2 separate regions of the Mus musculus genome follow, and region 2 is linked to region 1. A link is a loop called in an ENCODE intact Hi-C map of the cell type or tissue named here. Cell type or tissue: gastrocnemius. All regions are shown on one strand.

The links. Hi-C counts contacts between places; a loop is a spot of excess contacts. Peaks named below come from ENCODE experiments on the same cell type or tissue, not always from the same donor. Only the 100,000 strongest peaks of a DNase experiment are listed, where the experiment ranks them.
Region 2: it touches region 1 in a loop (2.6-fold over the local background); 8 of 42 quality-filtered maps call a loop at or near these places.

Annotation. Positions count from the first base shown.
Region 1 is chr7:16,198,653-16,201,152 of GRCm38, forward strand. Dhx34 (DEAH (Asp-Glu-Ala-His) box polypeptide 34) reads right to left here. Exons shown (of 17, transcript NM_027883.3): 14 at 1,023-1,307; 15 at 193-369; 16 at 1-49. Among named protein-coding and RNA genes, the nearest start is that of Dhx34, 22 kb to the right of the region's middle. In gastrocnemius, no CTCF peak of the experiment used is centred here; a DNase peak (open chromatin) is centred at 1,182.
Region 2 is chr7:16,363,574-16,366,073 of GRCm38, forward strand. All of the region lies in intron 5 of Sae1 (SUMO1 activating enzyme subunit 1), which reads right to left. Among named protein-coding and RNA genes, the nearest start is that of Sae1, 23 kb to the right of the region's middle. In gastrocnemius, a CTCF peak has its summit at 1,458; no DNase peak of the experiment used is centred here; H3K27ac peaks cover 2,245 bases.

The DNA.
Region 1 (2,500 bases):
GGCAGGTCCAGAAGGAACGCAGACAGTCACTGTACAGGTCAGTGTCACTCTACGACAGAGGAAACGTGTCAGGACCCCTGCTTCAGCGGCTGGAGGCTCCCAGCCCCCACAGGGCATAAGTGTGACTATAGCTGCCAGCTGGGCCTGGAGCTTCCAACCACCCACTCCAAAGCCACAAGCGACCTCACTCACCGTGAGGCAGTTGTAGGTGAGATAATCAGAGACAGCGTAGCCCCCCTTGGTGGGGTGTGGAGACAGGGTAGAATTTCCAAAGAGGCCGGGCAGACTAGGGGCGGTCGTGATGGTCTGGGGTCCCACGTAGAGGTTCTGGGCTTCTAGACCAGTGAGCCTTCGGAGGCGGTAGGGAACCTACAGAAAGGGAGAGCAGAGACAGAAATGGGGTGGGCGCCCCCAGAGCCAGCTCTGCCTAAAGCCCTCCCTTGGACTTTGCCTAAGCCACTCCCAACTTGCTTTCAGACCTTTGTGGCCCCAGTGGCTCCTCCAGCCACCCTCCCCAGGCTCACCCTCTGCTGCCTCTAGCTGATGAGACCACGGCCAGACCTTAGCTACCTTGTCCCTCCTGCAAGGTGCCTCAGGCTTGGTCCCCTTTCCCCAACTGCCTAGGCCTGTCTTCACATGCGTGTGACTGACACACACACACACACACACACACACACACACACACACACTGAAGTCAGCCTGGATTCACCCCTCTCCTTGGACTCCCATGGTGCAGAATCAGAAATGACTATTCCCAGCCATGAGGATGGTTTCAGCCCACTCTGCTCACATCTTCCTCTCTGTTCTCACAGGAGACCCCTGGGCCCTCATGCTGCGCATGTCCTTAGCATACAGAAGGCACCTGTCATCTGCTCAGTGCGTGGCACATAGTGGTGTCTAGCAGCATGGCCTCTAGAGCCAAACACCGGTGCTTCCCCACATCAGCCATGTGACCTCAGGTACCACTGAGCCTCTTTGAATCCTTAAAGGAGCCCCCACTAAGTGACGCCCCCTTCTGGTACCTTGGCCACCATGAACTGCAGCAGCTCCCTGCTCAGAGCAGCCACCTCCTGGGGGCTGACTGCTGGAGACCCCATGTCTTCCTCCTGCTCTAGCTTCCGTCGCTGGGCCTGGCGGGCCAGCTGCCGGTCCAGGGCACTTTCCCAGTGGACACGGAGCCGCAGGGATGTTGCCAGGAGCCGGACGGCACTCTCGCTATCTGCGAGCTGCAGCTCTAGCCAACCGTCAGCCACCAGGCGGGAGCAGTCACCGTTGGTGTCAATGGAGCGGCTGAACAGCAGGAGGGACTGCAAGAGAAAAGCTGTGCGGCTCAGGAGGCCACCTCAGGTGCCACCTGGCTGTGTCCCTGCCTACCCCTCATTCACCCATCCATCTGTGCACTCACCTGTTCATCCCTCACCTGCCCACCTCCTACTTGTCCACCACGACACCCCATGTCCCTCTCCCACTAATCTATCCCATCTACCTATCCATCCCCCGTCCATCCATGTACCCAACTGTCTGCCTCTGCCTGTCTTTCACCTATCCATGTACCCAGCTGACTACCCATCAACCCTCATCTGTCCTTCCCTCCCCTGTCCATTCAGCTTCATGCCCACCCCACCTGTCCACCCATCCAAGTGTCTACCCATCACCTGCCTGACTACCTAGCCCCCCCCCACCTGCCTGTTCTCCCGTCCATCCATCTGTCTACTCAATATAACCGCCCAACAATGCTGCAGGCCTCCTCTGCCATGCTCTGGTGCCATGTTGGAGACACAGTGGTCAGCACAAAGCCAGCCCCACCACCAGTCAACATTCAACTTAAAGAGACAAGGATAAAATTAAAGAGTGCAATATCCTGGAAACCTAAGAATCAAGGCACCTTAGGGAGTCACAAAAAAGGGAGTGTGACCAAAGGAAGTAGTTAACTGGTGACACATGCTTTAATCCCAATCCTTGGAGGCTGAGGCAGGAACATGGAGGCCGGAAGACCCCAGACAGAGAGGCACATGGGTTCCTGACACCAAGGCAGAGCCAATCTCACAAGGGTAGGGCTGACTATGGGTGGATGGACTGGAGGCAGGTGATGTCCATTTGAGTGGATGGGTGGACAAGTGGAGGTGGGCATGAAGCTGAATGGCCAGGGAAGGGAAGGACAGATGAGGGTTGATGGGTAGACAGCTGGGTACATGGATAGGTGAAAGACAGGCATTTGGGTGATGTTCCCCTCATCATAAGCAAGGAGTAGCAAGAGGGGATTAGGATCCAGATGTCACCCCAAATGGTGAATGTCTCATTGCTACCATCTCACGGGGTCCCACACCATGCCTCTCTCTGTAGTATGCAGAAGCCCTGGCTGTGTTGCTTTTCATTGGCACGTAAGCCCCACCCAGCTGGCACAGACCCCCAGCCCCAACAGTAATGGTGGCTGGCACAAGGGAAAGGCCTCAGTGGGTCATGGGCCACAACTTCCTGTGGCCCCTGCACAGGTTCCTGC
Region 2 (2,500 bases), 160 kb after region 1:
CAGCAGCTCTAAACCAAGCAATCTATTTTTTGTTTGTTTGGTTTTTTTTTTTGTTGTTGTTTTGTTTTTGGGGTTTTTTTTTTTTTTTAAGACAGGGTTTCTCTGTATAGCCCTGGCTTTCCTGGAACTCACTTTGTAGACCAGGCTGGCCTCAAACTCAGAAATCCACCTGCCTCTGCCTCCCAAGTGCTGGGATTCAAGGCGTGCACCCCCACTGCTCAGCTCTGAGCAAGTTTCTTATCTTTGGAATTCTGTTCTCTCAGATCAAGTAACTGATCTATGAAAACTAATGTGCTGTAAAGCTAAGTCATTTAGTTCATCCCACAGTTAATTCCATGATGTAGGTTTAAAACGACAAAGATCTCCTTCAGGGTGGTCATTTTCTGCTGCAGGAAATGCCATTACACTGAACTTTATTTCCTGACTATGTGCTAAGCGCTGGCCTAAGAATAAGGCAATAAACAAAACTTTCCTAATCTCAACGACTAAAACCTAGTATTTTAAAAGCACATTTATTTATTCATTTATTGTGTGTGTACACATACATTCACAGAGGTCAGGGGCCAACTTCTAAGAGCTGATTCTCCCACCATGTGTGTCCTGAACTTGGATGATGTGGTTGGGTGACAAGTCCCTTTACCCATCCAACCAGCCCAGGAACTAAACTCTAAAGGGTACATGGAGTTGTACCTCAGTGGTAAAAGAACTGCCTGTAATACTTAACAGGCCCCAGACACAGACACACACAAAGTAAACACATGCAACTTAAAAACCAAAGTACCAAAAAGATGCTAACAAACCCAAGTGCCAGCTGCCTCCAGTTGGGCCTCTCCTACTGCCCTATTTATCACAGGCTTACGTGTGTTAAAAAGACCCAACTTCCTAGATGTGTGAAAACCACAAGCTCTGTTTTTCCTCTTTGTTTTCTGATGTTTCTAATTTAGGAGCACACCATGTACCTTGAACCCAAAGTGGTTTTACAACAACTGATTGAACCTAGGACAAGTGGGAGGAGAGGGGGACTCTGACAGACACCTTTCACAGGAAACAGGAAGTAGCTGCTTCCCTCACCCCATCTTGCAATCTGAATAGAACCCAACTACTTATTCTGTACAATTTAGGAAACCTTAAAATCTGGGTGAAGGAATTTAACTAGACAAAACTTCAAAATCACAGGGCCACTTGGCCTGGTGTCAGGAAGATATTGGGTGAGCCTGGTCTTCATTCTGAGTTCCAGGTCAGCCAGGACTGACACACTCAAAAAAATTATAAATAAGTAAAATAAAATCCCAAGGCCCTCTCTCTCCAAATAGAGAAGTTGTTACTACCAGGTGGCAAAGCCACAAGGCCAAACACTGCCACACCCTGTCCTTGCCCTGTGTTCTTGGTGAGACACAAAGCCAAGGTCTGGAATCCAGGGGATTGTCAGAAGGAATGTGCTGCATGCTGTGCGCCCTCAAGAGCTCAGGGTTGGAATCCCAGCTGAATAGTCCCATTGTAACAGCTGACTAACAATGTCAGCTGGGGAATATTTTGATATCTTCAATTTCTGCCCTCTGTAAGGAAGACATTGCACAAAGGGCAAAGTGCCGGCAGAGCGCTCAGGAATGGCACACCAAGACTGCCAAGTACTGGCCTGGGGTCCCCACATTCTCCTCATAGTGACAGAAAAGTGGCTCCCAAATGAAGCTTCCATATCCACCCTAGTGGGCATCATCAGAAGGGATTCCAGGGAAACTTCCAGCTGTGAATGGCTAACAAAGCAAGGGCTTTTTCCATATGAATGCAAAATGTGGGCCTCAATCAGAGAAGGCCCTTAAGCCATAAAACCCTTCACACCAGGGCCAAGTGTCACACTTGTAAGAGGGTGTGATTTATAAACTGACAGAGCCGCCCACAAAGCTCCTTTTGTGTTCCTCCATTTGTTAACAATGTCTCTCCCCACCAAACTCAGGCAACCCAGCAGAGAAAGCCTGACTGGGCCTCAAAAAGAAAGGACTCCAGGTTTGTTCACTCCGGGTAATTACAGTCCTGTGAATAGACACTAAAATTAGAGCTTAATAATTCCTCGGCATCAGGCTCACAGATAAAGCTATCCCAACACAAACACAAAAGTAAGGGACAGAAAATGCAGTTTTGTCTTGCTAGAAAACTTAGTCCCAGTGCTGTGGAACCTGCACAGAACCTCTAACCCTCAATGAAACTTTAAATGAATGTTCCAACCAACGGCTTTCCTTAAATATGGGTTTGGTCCCATTATTTCTCAGTTTTGTGAAACCAATACCAGCCACTTCAAATTGCTTTCCCTAGTACAAGATTTTCTTGTCTAACACCGGCTAAAGAAACCATTGCCTTCTGTTTGCTTTCCTAACTGCTTTCTCTAAAATGAGATTAAACACTGCACTAGACCCAAACACATGTCTAAGTCCCCAGGTTCTACGCCCAATGGTTTTTTGTTTTGTTTTGTTTTGTTTTTTTTTGGGGGGGGGGGGGGAGACCC